Linked DNA regions of Homo sapiens: all the other regions are linked to region 1. Evidence: chromatin loops called from intact Hi-C (ENCODE). Cell type or tissue: mammary epithelial cell. All regions are shown on one strand.

Region 1 (5,000 bases):
ATGGACTTTAGTGATTTGATATAAAGACAAACTCAAGGCTTGTTTATGTTTACATAACAAAACAAAAATTATGTGAATATATATGCAATTGCCTAAATTTTTAGTGAATTGATGTATTTTATGAATGCAATTAGAAGGTAACTCAGTAACATTAAGAATAACTAAATTTTTACAGTACAAATGGTCACATATTATCCTCTTGAAGTAATATGTCAAAGTACTTTAAAATTATAATTATTAACTTTAAATTAAAGAAAATTTTGCATTTATATTTCCAACTGTTTAAGCATGACTAAATCTGGCCTCATCCTTTCTTTCTAGTCTCAGCACCGAATTACTCCCTCCATGTGTCTCTAAGAAAACCGTATCAGTGTTTTTTTATGTTTCCCAAACCCATCATACTAGTGCTCATTTCATTCTGCTACCTGGAAAATACCTTCCATTTTACTGCCTAGATAAATTATCCTCCATCTTTAAATGATGATATTAATAATATTGACGCCCAACTCCAATATCACCTTCTCTGTAAAGTCTTCTTTATTTTCTCAGAAATATAGATTGGCTCTTCTGTGCTGACAGATTTTTTTCTTTGCCAATATAATAATAAATTATGATTTGATGTCTATGTGCTTTAAACCTAAGTTACAACGAATGTTCCTTAAGACTAGGACCTGCTTCAATCGTTTTTTTTATTCTAGCACAATACCTGAGATAGAATCTCAACAAATATCTTTTAAAAGAGAAAGGGAAGGGCAGAGCAAGAAGGAAAAGAAAGTAGTTAGGTGTTCATTCTAATAACTCCACCTACTTTTTTTTGGAAAATTATCAGAAGCACAAATTATCACATGGTTGGAAATCTATGAACTATCACCAGCACAATTCAGATGTCGGTAGACTTTCAAAGTATTTCACATATCAATATAGCATTTTAATATTTGGAACTATAGCAGTAAGAAGTTATATAGGTGTTGAATCAACATCTGACTATTACTGCAAGTCTTTGGGAAAATAGAAGTTCTGAGTTATTACTCAAATGATAATATCAATAAGATCTTGTTTGATTTTTTTTAAAAAGCACATGATTAGGGTGAACAGCTTTCTAATTAAAAAACAGTTAAACAAAACTTGGCATTTATAGGAAAGAAAATCATATTGTTTTTAAGAAAAGAGTTTCAAGTACTAGCTAACATTTACTTCAAGCAACAGTTTCCCAGGAATGAATTGCTACATACTAATGGGGTCAAAGACACTAGACGATTCTCCAGAGGCCCTTTTCTATGGAAAGGGGCTTCCAAAATAGTGGGAGTGGAAAAAGAAGCTAGGGAACTGTTTCTTCATGCACCAAATGCCTTCTCAGAGTACTAACATCTGTTTCAGTTTACATACTTTAAGTATGACTTTACACATGGAAATTAAACTTAGGCATCATGCCTAAGAAGAGGCCTGTCTGCAAAAGAACAACGTGTACTATCACCAGCTGGAATTTGTATAGGTCCACATTCTACAAGCACAATATCCTGTGAGCCGCAGTCCCAAAATCCAAATGTCACAAAACATCATCCTAACGTTCGTGAAATGTTTATAGTAGAGAGGGAAAAGACAGTGAGAAAGAGGAATATAATTGAGAAACAATATGGAGAAGTTCTAGAATTTAAGATGCAAGAAATACTTTTGTACATAAAGACCACTAAAAATCCAAAGATCTTTTTGCATTTATTTATATTAAGAAATACTCATTCTATAACATTCCACTAAGTTTATTTATTAGACATTTACAATATTTTTTGATTCACTAACAGAATAATTATAATCTCTGGTTAGGCAAGCATAATGCAAACCTGCAAAAATAATGATGCTCCTTTGCTGCCACCATGTGGTCTGTCTGTATTTTTGCAGTTGTGGCTTCAGTTTCTAAATAATTTCACACTTGGTTCTGAAGCCATCAACATCAGCTCAGATCTCTAGTATGAAAATACCATTAAAAACTTGAAGAATACAAGATCTTCTGCAATGTCATTTACATACCAATGAATTGCCAATCAATTGATAGTAAACAGGAGCCAACAATGTAGGAAGCATTGTATTATGTTACCTAGAAAAACAATACATTGTCTTGTGTTCAAAGAGCACACATCTCTTAACATCAAAACATAGAAAAATCAAGGACTAATACGCAGCGACTCAAGAATTATCATATAATTGGATGGCAGTGAGTCGTAAAGAAAACTTCCAAGTTCTCTGAGTGGAAAGTAGAAAGGTGCCTGAGAATGTTCGTGGAAGAGAATGGAAAAGTTGTATGGCTGTTAGAAGAGAGTTAGATAGATAGTATGAAAGCAAGAGAGCATTTTAGGTAGAGGTAACATTAAGTAAAGGTCCAGATGTAGAATCTTTAATGAATATTCACAGAATAATTTCTATAGTGAAGTTTATGAAGTCAAAACAAAGAAAATAGATTAGAAAGATAGGTCGGGTCAATTTATGACAAGCCTTTATTGCCAGACCAAGAAGCCTGGATTTTAGCCTATAGATCAGGGAAGCTATTGATTCAACATACAAATTTTTTCCCATTGTAGATATAATTCCTCTGCCACATGAACATCTATGAATGTATGTAAAAATAACTTATTTCCCAAACAGAGAATACTCCAGCAGTTAGGATCCTCTAATCACTCATCCCAAGTAAGTAATTTATGGTTACAAGAGCCCTGAAATCAAAGTCAACCAGTAAATCACTGCCAAATCTCCAGGGAAAAAAAATTAAATAAGTATTAAAAAGGATGACGACTGGGCCCAAGGAGATGTGAGACCTTCCTAATAGTCCACTGAGGTCTTCTGTTCTGAGAAGATAAGGTGTGCATTGCAGGGAAGAAGAAGAATTTTAACAAGGAAAACAAAAGAAATTTACGCTCATTAGAACCTTTCACAGCGAAGTACAATGTAATTTGTGTTAGGGAGGGGCCGGGTTCAGTAAAAAGGAATTAGCGGCCGGGACAGGCATGAAGTAGGACTCAGATGTCCAGGTAAAAGTAACAATCCCAGCATTGAATCCATTCACTTAAAATGATTGATGAAAGATTCACAAAAGAAAAACAGCTTCCTTGGCGTCATTTTTTTTTTTTTTTTTTTTTTTTTTGAGACTCAGTCTCGCTCTGTCACCCAGGCTGGAGTGCAGTGGCACAATCTCAGCTCACTGCAACCTCCGCATCCCGGGTTCAAGAGATTCTCCTGCCTCAGCCTCCCAAGCAGCTGGGATTACAGGCGCCCGCCACTGCGCCCGGCTAATTTGTGTATTTTTAGTAGAGACGGGGTTTCACCATGTTGGCCAGGCTGGTCTGGAACTCCTAACCTCAGGTGATCCGGCCACCTCCACCACCCAAACTGCTGGGACTACGGGCGTGAGCCACTGTGCCCGGCCTTGTGTGTCATATTTTATTGGATGCTATATTGATTTATTTTCAAAAATGAAGTTACAGAGCACCATGAGGAATAAGGAATCTCTGGAATAAAGTTCAAATAACAGCTCTTCAGTCTTCGCAAGTGTAAAATCAAAGGGGAAATTTACATACAACCCTCTTGAGGAAAAATAGTAATTATCAAAGAAATACTGTAAAAATTCATATTGTAAATATAAACATTTTCCTAATTGTAACATAATATGCACAGATGGTTCCTGCTCATTATTACAAAAACAGCTCTCTACATTAATATTCAAAATAGCAATACTCTTTCCTTTATTCTTGGACAGCTTTCAAACTGCTTTCTGGGACCCTAAAGACCCTAAGAATGTTTCCCTTCTAAGCTGGGCGCAGTGGTTCTCGCTGGTAATCCTAGCACTTTGGGAGGCCGAGGATCACTTTAGGTCAGGAGTTCAAGACCAGCCTGGCCAACACGGCAAAACCCCCGTCTCTACTAAAAATACAAAAATTAGCCAAGTGCGGTGGCATGCGCCTATAATCCCAACTACTCGAAGGCTGAGGCCTGAGAATGGCTTGAGCCCGGGAGACAGAGGTTGCATTGCAGTGAGCCGAGATCGCACCACCCCACTCCAGCCTGGGTGACAGAGTAAGACTCTGTCTCAAAAAAAAAAAAAAAAAAAAAAAGAATGTTTCCGTTCTAGAGTCTTCTACTCCTCAATGACTTTTCCTTAGGCAAAGGACACAACAGCATTAGATATTAACGTCTTTTCTTTAATTCTTATATTTTGTGGATACATAAAATTCATAGGCAGCGCTTCCTCCATATGACAGAAAAGCAAATATCCAAATATTAGAATTAAATAATAGGTGTGAACAAAAACAAAGGAATGATATTCCAAACTTCTATTAATAAGAAGCATTAGTGAACTATAGTGGAAAGAACTCTGGACTGGGTTTATCTTATTACTTTCTTTCTAGTCTCTTAAGTTAAAAACTTAATTATTTTCCATCGTCTTTGTGCTCTAATAAATGCCACTGAAAGATATAAACTTTCCTCTGAATATTGCTTTCTTTGCAGTTATGGTAAGTTAGCACTCCCATCATTTATTTCTAATAGTGATATGTTCTATTATGATGACATTTTAACTTCAGTTATTTAGGGTAAATTTTTTTAAATTTTCAAATAGATAATTTAATTTTGCTTTCCTCAATATTCTTTAGACAATTATTTATAATTTTGAATTTTCTTGAACCGTGGTCAGTAAATATGGCCTGCAGGATGTATGCTATTATCCTTTATGGTCTAAACGATGGTCTTTTTTTTAATATTCCATGTGCATTTCGGGAAAAAAGTATGTTGTCTATTGAATGTGTATGTAAATTAGATCAATCTAGTTAATTGTGTTATTGAAGAATTCTGCCTCTCTACATTTTTCTACTTGGTCAGTGGATTTGTAATTGTCAACTTCACCTTTAATTTCTATTGGTCCTGTTTTAAGTAGTTTGAAGCTATGTTGTTGAATCATAACATGTCCATAAAATATCTTCTTGATGGAATGGAATATATATACATTTTTCTTTTTT
Region 2 (5,000 bases), 320 kb before region 1:
ACCCTTATTAGTCAGCAACTATCAGCATCAAAGCAAAACACCCTATCAGCAAAAAGATTATGGCTTGCTGAAAGGTCAGATGATTATTAGCAATTTTTAACAATAAGGTATTTTTAATAAAGAAATATACCTTGTTTTTTAGACATAATGCTATTACACACTTTATAACAGACTATATTGTGGAAAAACATAAGTTTATATGCACTGGGAAACAAAAAAAAATTCACATAACTCACTTTACTGCAGTATTTCACTTTATTGAGGTGGTTTGGAACTGAACCCACAATATCTCCATGGTTTGCCTGTACTTATAAATCCCCTATGTCTGACATTAACAATTCAAAGAAGTCGGTATTGAAAGGCTTTTTGTTTGACTTTACTTCAAGTAAAAAAACTAAAATTGAAGAAATAATTAGGTGTCATTTTTAGTGTCAACTCAATGGCCTTCTCATATCCCTCATCATGGATGTGTCATCCTCTCTTGTGGAGGATACGGAGCAGATTTTTTTGGCATTCTGAGCCTAGAGAATAGGACAGATAAATCTCTCATTTCATTTAAAGAGGGGGAAAGCAGTGGTTCTTTAGAATCAATAGAAAAAACAAAGCACATAGAGTCTAGAGCTGACATTGAGAAATACAAACAATTTGAAGCAGTACTTTAGAAAATACTTCTTCCAATTTTTCCAACAATTCCCTGTGGGTTTATTAGTTCTACTGTCCATAGCAGTGTTGACCTTATTTAACTGCTCTTACAGTCAAGTGTCAATATCTGAACAGACACAATTTAAAATCCTAACAATATATCAATAATTTAAAACATGACCTGTACGTGACATCAAACAATGCACACAACTCACCCTGCTCAAGCCATCGGGTCCTGGGTGGGACGGATGTCCAGGAGGTCCTGGAGCACCAGGTTGACCAGGAACACCTGGTTCTCCATCAATTCCCTGAGGTCCACGAGGGCCCTGGAAAACAAGCCAGTTAAAATTAGAACCCACTGCCAAATATACACTTAGTAGAAAGCTAAAGGCACAGACTTCTTAATGGCAAGGGAGTGTTTATTATTTTAAAAATACATGGCAATCTAGCCACTTAGAGTAATTTCATCAGCCATGTCACTACTGATTTCAGCATAGGTCTGAACTTCTACCATTCGGATGTGGTCTGGGTAAGAATTTTATGTGGTGTGTTAAATACCCAGAAATCAGCATTCTTAGAATAATTATTTTTAAAATTTTCAGTTCAACAGTATTCTAAAGTGAACTTCCTTATTTGATTGAGTTTTTGCCGTGCAAGGGTATTTGATCAACAATTATAAATTCACTTGTCTGTCACTGAAATTACAGTGGATTGTCATTGGATTACAGTTAACTATGTATACGTCTGCTTAACTTCTCCCTTCCCCCCAAAATTCAAGAATCCCTTGATTGGAGTTTGTAGAGATTTTCTGTCTAATTGTTTAATGCTTTGCATAGTTCCTGGTACATACTAGACACTCAATACATGCATATTATATTGTTACCTTTCAGTCCTCTTTAATACTTTAAAGCCTGGCACACTTTATTTTACTTCCCACCCCCAGAGGAAGACTAGACCATTGAGAAATTAGAGGCAAAGGCACTGTGACCCAGCCAAGTCTAAGTTCTCAGAGAAGTGAGCAATGATTTCTAGCTGCCAAATTCCACCCTTCTCCTAACCCACATTCTGAAGGCAGCTTGGGGAACAGCCACGTCCTCAGTTCTGGAAATGCTCCGTCCTCTAACCTCATCATTCCCACAAGGCTAGTTAAGTATTTTCTGGCTCCTTAACCCTAAAGAATCTTGAAAGGCTTCAAAAAGAAAGGACCAAAAAGTCATCAGGCAATATGCTTTTTATAATTATAAGCAGGGATCAAGGGAAATATGGTAAATGAAGTTTAATAGTTAAAAAAAGAACTCCCATGCTTAAACATGAGAATACCTATGGGACCACAGTAAGCAATTCAAATAGGAGCTGATAGTGCAGAGGGAGCAAACACAGGACAAGCTCAGGTGGTGGAGGTGGCAGTTTGTATATGATGGTTTTGGGGAGGGTGGCATCATAGCTATTCAGAAATTTAATTATTTTAATATATTTAAACATTTATATAGACATATTTACTTCTTGCAGTAGTGGGACAAACAAGCAAATTTATCTATTAAATAGAAGTAGAATACTTAGCCTGAAAAACTTATATTTAAAAATGATATCTTAGAAAATTATTCTCAGTTTTTAAAAATCAAAACTTTTCTGACTCCTAAACTACTAACAATTTACTTCACACTTCATTATACACAACAGAGGCTGATTTCAATTGTTCTCTAGGACTCCTGGATCATATGAATGAGAGTAACATGAACTGGATATGTATATGACAGCACAGACAAAATAATAGTCTGGTTTATTCATACAGCCTTGTGTAGAAAACTCTGATTCTGTTCTTGCAATGCTCAGTTGCTAATTAATAACCAGATATTATTACATACAAAAAGTGAACTAATGCATAATCTCTGCTCCCAATGAGAGTTCCAAAGAGACATACACAAAACTATATTTATTGTCAACAGGAGTGGAGATAAGTTTGAGAAATATTCATTAGTCCTCCAAAGAGATTGTGACTTTCTCCATTCTTCTGTAATTAACACTTCGTATTTCAAAGTCTGATCCTAAGATTGTTTTCATTGACTTCAGATTCATTATATGTCTCCACGGAATGCCCTCTAAATAGCTTATGAAATTTACTGTTGCACAGATTAAGATTAAAATTAATAAAAACGTCTATAAAAATTATCTAAAATTAAGTGAACACAAGAATGTTTACCGGTAAATATCAAAAGCAAATTAGAATTTGGGAGCTCATTAAAAGTATCTATTTTTATATCTCCAAGTGAGCTGAATTACATAATTCTTATATTAAGGTAAATGTTACATTTATTATCATTCCCTTCCATTTCCAAGATACTCAAATACCTCCGCAGTAATCTACAATAAAAAAGTACTTTGAGGTTGCCACTAGGTGGCGATGTTTAAACATCCACAAGTAGAAAAGACGAATGACCGGGAACTGTTAAAGAACTTCATTTCTCTCGTTTCTCTCTCTCTCTCTTTCTCTCTGACACACACACACACACACACACACACACACACACACACACACACACACACACACACACATAAATGTTATAGATGTTAAGATCTAGTATATTTCCCATTTTACAGATCAAGAAACATACCAATAGTGGTTAAGTGTCATGTGCAACTAGAACTTAGCACATCATTGACGGTCCATCTCCTGACAGTTTGCTAGCTTGTCACTATGAAGTTATCTGAACAATACACTTAAAACTGAGGACGTGTGATGAGAGACAGTCATGAAAATCATTGGCTAATCCTGAAGGTCTTGTAGGAGTATCTCATACTGAACTACTGACATACTAGTTCTCAGTCCAGAGCTATTTTGCCTGGATTTGGCAATGTCAAGAAACATTTTTAACTGTCACAATTGTATGGGGGATGGCAGTTTCAACTGGCATCTAGTGGGTAGATACCAGGAATGCCGCAAAACTTCCTACAATGCATATGGAATTATTTGGCCTAACATATCAATAGTGTTAACAGTGAGAAACCATGCTGTACATTGTGAGCCTTCCGTACTGTTTGATGGTAATATAATGGTGGGGGTGGGGGAATGCTATTTATGATATTGTGACAGCCATAATTTTAGTCCAGCTAAGCAGCTCCCAGAAGGCTTGAGACATGAGGCAAAACATTCTACCTATGGGCATTCTGTTACATCATGCCCATCATTTCATATACATCATTTCATGCAAAGCTATACATCATTTCATATCTTGAAATCGGTGTAGGCAGGCATTAAAAGATTTGTTAAACACTTACCATCACACCAGTTCTTTGCTAGGATTAAGAGAGGAACAGATTTCCTACTTGGATATCTGCCAGGGTTGTCTCACTTGATTCCTCCTAAAAATCTACCCCCCTTTCTCCCTCTCTCTCTCTCGCTCTTTCATACACACACACACAAACACACACACACAACACGCACACACTTATACCCAATTCACATTGATTGTCTCAGGCCTAACCAAGACAGGAAATTGACCACATCACAAAGTCAAATAGGGAAAATAAGTGAGAAGGGTTGGGGAGTAGATTCTTTGGATCTTAACCAGGAACTCTGGAAGTCTGGTCCTACAACAACTTCTACCTAGACTTAGGACCCAATGTTATCAATTACTTACAGTGTACAAATACACCAATGCAAAATCTTTTTTTTTTTTTCTGTCACGACCACCCATCCTCCACCCAACTGATGTTATTTTCTACCTATTTCTGTCTTTCTAGATCTAGGAGAGACATCTGGAGACCTACAGCAGTGTTTAAGCTACCAACACTAGTGAGAAAACTCAATACAACCACAGTGAAGAATGGGGCATATAATAATCTGGACACACCCCAAGATATGGCCAATCTCTTGGGGCACTGCTTTGCACCTACATGCCTGCAAGTAACATCCATAGTGCAGCCCCGTTTAAGAAAAAGTACTGACATCACACTATATATGAGGTGAAATGAGTAGAAGGATAATGTAGTAACAAGAATGAAACTAGTGGCAAGAGTTCCTAGGCATATGATCTAAAATATATTTTATCCTCATTTATATATTCAAACTTGTCTGCTGTTTGCTTATCTTCTAATCCTCCCATTTAAATATGGATAAATATATATTTAAAAGGATAAAAATCTACTGAGAGTTTTAATAGATACATTAGAGAAAAAATTAAACAGTACAAACAAAATTTTCTAATTGAAACATGGGATAATGGGAGCAATATACAAATGAATACAGTTATTTAGTATATGAAAGACATTAGATTTTAGAAGTGATACATAAGAAAAAACGTTGTAGGGAGGCCGAGGCGGGCGGATCACATCCTGGCTAACACGGTGAAAACTCGTCT
Region 3 (5,000 bases), 890 kb before region 1:
AGGCAGAGCTTGCAGTGAGCCGAGATAGCGCCACTGCACTCTGGCCTGGGCGAAAGAGTGAGACTCCGTCTCAAAAACAAAACCAAACTAAAACAAAACCAAAAAACAGTACAATTGTAGATCATGTATGTTTTATTTCTTTAACTATAGCTTTACTTAGTTGTATATCTTGGCTATTAAAAGAAGCTTGTATTTTAAATTCTACATGTTAGATGAGTCTCATAAGTGGAAAACAAAGAAAAATGTTTACTTGAAAAAAAAAGCTAATGGCGAAATCTTTGGCATCAGCAGGCAGAGGCAAGTGGGGAGAGACGTGAGAAAAAAAAGAAATTGTAAACTTTGAAATTTACTATTGATGTTAAATATAGTAACAAAATACAATTACATGCTTTGAATGAAAAATAATTTTTAATTACTAATAAGTTTACTAAATTTTAACTGTTGAGATCAACATTATTCCCTTGGGCCTAATAAAATAACTTTAGTTTTCTTTCCAGTAAAAATCTACAAGTAAAATATTTAGAAAACAAGTATGTTTTTAAAAATAATCTTTGATTAACAGGAAGTATAAATGATAAAGTTTAGTTACATTTTCATATAATATAAAAATAATATAAAATAATAATTCTATTTAATTAACATATGAGTTTGCATTACTATTAAACCATTCTATTATGCAATCTTATATTTCAACATGATGCAATGATATATGATATGGTAAAAGCCTGTGTCTCACAAATGACCATTTTCAGTTTCTTGGCAGTACAGAAGTGGAACAGCCAAAAGGAACAGAAGTTGTGAGAGATGCTGTAAGGAAACTAAAGGTAGGGAAAGGCCTTCAAATAAATTACAAGTGTATTGACTCTGTCATGTTTTCAGCAGATTGATGGAGATCAAAGCATGAACAGCTTTGCTGCAGGTATAGCTTCACCCTATTAAAAATGAACTATTGAACAAATGTAATCATATCAAGGAAACATTTTTAATAACAAACATGTACACAAAATTGTGTTTAAAATATGGCATACTGTTCACATTTTTCTAAGGTATAATGTGTCATATTAAAAATAATATTTTATGGCAGTGTGTCTTGAATATTTGTTTTGTAGCTTGCCTTTACTTTGCTTGGATAATGTGAACCTATGTCCCAAATCAAAAGCTAGTAATGGCATAACAACTGTCTTTAAAAGCTAAGATATAATATCCACCAGTTAAAAATGTGGAGTCAGAGTTGATTCCAGCCAGAATTTTGCAGTGACACTGTATGTTAAAGATTTCCTAATCTACAGGTCCAACAGGATCTGGCAATGTCCGTAAGTAGCCATGGGGAAACTGGTGAGACTAAGAGAGGAGAGAAGGACATTTAATAAGCAACCCCACATATCCTAGTCAACAAGTTTCCTGAGAAAATCTTACATAAGATGCTACACACCATGTTTTTCTAATTGTTCCGCATCTCGAAGGACATTGTTGTCACTGAGCTTTTGAAATTTACAAAACTCCTTCAACAGAATTCTCAGCTTTATCATATAAGAAAATACACATTATCACTACTTTTTTTTTTTACACAGTTAAATGTTATTCTCTATAGTTGCTCTCGTATTTTTGGAGAAACAACCCTTCTCTAACTTTATTTGGTTTAGGGACCATCCGGTTATTCTAAAGGAGGGTTAGACCTCTGAGTGTGCCAGGCAAAGTCAGAGACATTAAATGGTATTACTTTGCTTTGAGAATATCATATCTGGTGGAATCCACTCTGTGTTTAAATTGAGAAATAATTGAATTGGCATGACTTCTATTCTGGGTAAAGAAATAAAGGTCAATAATATTTTATCCATCTTATTTTATATGAGAATATTTTACTAATCGTTTTAAGTAAATATGCTAAAATCTCCGAAGATAATATCACTCCCATTTGGGAAAAAAGTGGATTAGCCAACTATTTATTTCCACCATTCATTAGGTAATAATTCAGATTTGCCTTTTATTGGCCACTAGTTTTAATCATTCCAAAAGAGGATTTAAAAGGGCTCACAGTTTATGGACACATTAGAATAGGATTCTATTTAAATGCTTTTAAAATGTTGAGGATTCTGGGCATGAATCCAACTTCACTACAATCAGAATGTTTTATGAAAGAACAATGTTATTTACACATAGTATTTCTTTATGCCTAGGAGGTTGTTTATTCAGTCAACCCAAATCAAAAACCAAAAAAAATTCAATTGAATAATGAATAGATCAAATGTAAAGATATATTTGAAATCAAATGCTTTCTAAACAATGACGAGTTTACATATATTTTGCAGGATTTTGTATGTATTTCTATGGAGTTTCATGTTTAGAAATGTACTCTGTTAATAAAAGAATGTGACCTACAATAAGGTAAAAAATTAGGTAGTATAGTTTAAAAATGCACACTTATTTTATAGTAGCTGTTTTTTCTCAAATGTCTTCCAAAAGGGAGTGTATTTAATAAGCAATTTTACTGTGCTGATTGCAAACATTTTGTATATCAGGAAAGTATATCTAAGGGTAATGATTCATACACTAATGATAATGAATAAAACAATGCTTTTTATCTATTTTTATATATATATATTTTTTTTTTGCTTTTTTTGTGTGTCAAGGGTCAGAAGCTACAATTCAAAGTATACTAAGAATATTTTTTAAATGTCAAGCCTGGCGCTACTGGCTCGCAATGGCCAGTAGGTGGTGGTGTGGCTCTACTAAAAAAAAAGAGAAAAAAGAACCTTGCTCTTTGATCATACTTACACATCTCCATTTTAATTTCCTGCTTATTTTTCTTTAACATATGAATTCTGACTACTTTTAAAAAAATCTATATAATTCAGTATGTGAATTTATTTGCCATGTAAGGTAACATTTTATTTATATTTACTCCTTTTTCAGCAATATTAATGTAATGGCTTCTGATATTAAAAAAGAATTTAAAATTTAAGAATAAAAGCTGATGGAAAAATTAAAGAATTCTCAACAATGAATTTTTCATGCTTCTGTGTTTAATGATGCCTGCTTAGTTTTCAAAAAAATTTAAAACTGACTTTTTTACACTCTTTCTATCATTTTTTAGAGAATTTACAGTTTATAAATTTTTCCTTTATAAATATAATTATTTTTATAAGTATTAACCTTTTAAGGTTCAGATACTATATTTATCAAAACATGTTCTTTATTTCCTAATCATGTTCAGCAGTTTCTATTTCTTAATCATGTTTTAGCTGGGCTTGGTGGCACACACCTGTAATCCCAGCTACTTGGGAGGCTGAGGCAGGAGAATCACTTGAACCTGGGAAGCAGGGGTTGCAGTGAGCCGCGATCGCGCCATTGCACTCCAGCCTGGGCAACAAGAGGGAAACTTCATCTCAAAAAACAAAAAAACAAAAACAACAACAAATAAAACAAATTTTCTAAAATGTAGTAATTTTAAACCCTTTCAACTTCTATGTATTGAATAGCATTGTTATTGGAACGAATTTTATTTTTAATAGTGATTTATATATATTTTATTAATACAACTAGTACAGATGTTGGGGGCTGAATGTATTTCATACACAATTTGTGATGTTTACATGTAAGTAAGTATTGATATATAGATTAAAAGCTTATCAATTTCCCTGGGAGATACCCAGTGGGCAGCATTCCTGGAACCCAGTTTTAGACTGAAGATCCCCTCACTGCAGTACAACTAAATTAAAGTTACACGAAATTACTGCAAGAAAATGTAGCCGTTGGGAATTGCTGTCAAGTCTTGTGAAGTCTCAGCCTAGTAGATTTTCCATTTGAACTCACTCTTTCTGTGTTGTATAACACTATTTTGTCTTCACAATCAGTTACCTAATTAATAAAACATTTAGAGCTTAATTTAATTATATATAAACATCGCTCATTTCCCGCAGGATTATTAGAAATACTTTAAATTAAAAATATAAACATGAGAACCCCAGAGAAGAATAGCTTCAAATAATAGGCCCGAAGTAGTAAATTAATTTTATTGCCTAACACTCTATATTCCATTAGTAGTTTACTTAATTTCACTTTTTAAAAAGTCCTCTGAGAAATGGATAGAAATTATATAATAAGATTGAAACTCAGTTGTGCTCCCTTTAAATTTTCTTTAACAGTTCTATTTATCAGTAGTATATATTTAACCAAATACTTTATTTCAAGTACTACTCCATCCTTCCCCATCATTTTATGATGACAAAGGCTTGGTTATATTTGTTTGTTGCATCCAGTCATTCTCCAAAATGCTTATGCATCACTTCCTTTGAATACTTTTTATTGGATTATTATATTCAGGGTTTAATGGCAGATCACTGTATCCATCTAGATCTACCAAGAAATAAATCCACTGAAGCAAAAATTGAAAGAAATTTACAAAAAAAGACTCTTCAAGCATTAACATTAAAGTAGTAAATAGGGAGAAAATAGAATATAATGTTATGTAGATTGATCAACATATCTTCCTAAGATTAATTAGAAATATTAGGAAGGCAAGAGGTCTGTAAGTAGGAAAAGGGACTTAGAGGGGAGCATGCAAACTATAGAATACAGTTAGCTTAAGTTTTAGGAAAAAAAAGAAAGGCAGGAAGGAGAATATTAAACTGAATAAAATATAGATTGAATGAATATAACCTTAGGCATGAGAGTTGTGTAACATATGTTCAAAAATCAAGGCCAATAACCAGTGTAAACCTTGATATGCATGAAGGTAGAACTGGGAATTTTCTTTTCTAAATGCAGAAAATATATTGTATAAAAGAAAAAATTATTTGGTGAATATCTGCAAAACTAATTACTAGGCCTAATTCCTAAAAACCCACTTTATGACCATGGTACATAGCTTATCTGGGACTTACTGTTCTTATCTTTGAAATAAGAAGCTTAGATTGCATGAACCTGAAGCTGTTTTGAGCACAATTAATTCATCCTGTTATGAAGAAGAGAGAAAAGTTTCAGAAAACCTAGATTAGAGA

Evidence for each region. A loop is a pair of places that touch in the nucleus more often than their neighbours do. Peaks named below come from ENCODE experiments on the same cell type or tissue, not always from the same donor. Only the 100,000 strongest peaks of a DNase experiment are listed, where the experiment ranks them.
Region 2: a loop joins it to region 1, with 9 times the contacts of the local background. A loop is called at or near these places in 88 of 110 quality-filtered maps.
Region 3: it touches region 1 in a loop (24-fold over the local background); 77 of 110 quality-filtered maps call a loop at or near these places.

What each region holds. Positions count from the first base shown.
Region 1 is chr2:189,410,677-189,415,676 of GRCh38, forward strand. It overlaps a transcript of COL5A2 not described here. Among named protein-coding and RNA genes, the nearest start is that of WDR75, 28 kb to the right of the region's middle. In mammary epithelial cell, a CTCF peak has its summit at 1,884 (motif pointing left); no DNase peak of the experiment used is centred here; H3K27ac peaks cover 842 bases.
Region 2 is chr2:189,091,453-189,096,452 of GRCh38, forward strand. It overlaps COL5A2 (collagen type V alpha 2 chain), which reads right to left. Exons shown (of 54, transcript NM_000393.5): 7 at 858-968. Among named protein-coding and RNA genes, the nearest start is that of MIR3129, 39 kb to the right of the region's middle. In mammary epithelial cell, a CTCF peak has its summit at 3,055 (motif pointing right); a DNase peak (open chromatin) is centred at 3,059.
Region 3 is chr2:188,522,004-188,527,003 of GRCh38, forward strand. It overlaps GULP1 (GULP PTB domain containing engulfment adaptor 1), which reads left to right. Exons shown (of 12, transcript NM_016315.4): 5 at 753-824. Among named protein-coding and RNA genes, the nearest start is that of MIR561, 230 kb to the left of the region's middle. In mammary epithelial cell, a CTCF peak has its summit at 2,692 (motif pointing right); no DNase peak of the experiment used is centred here.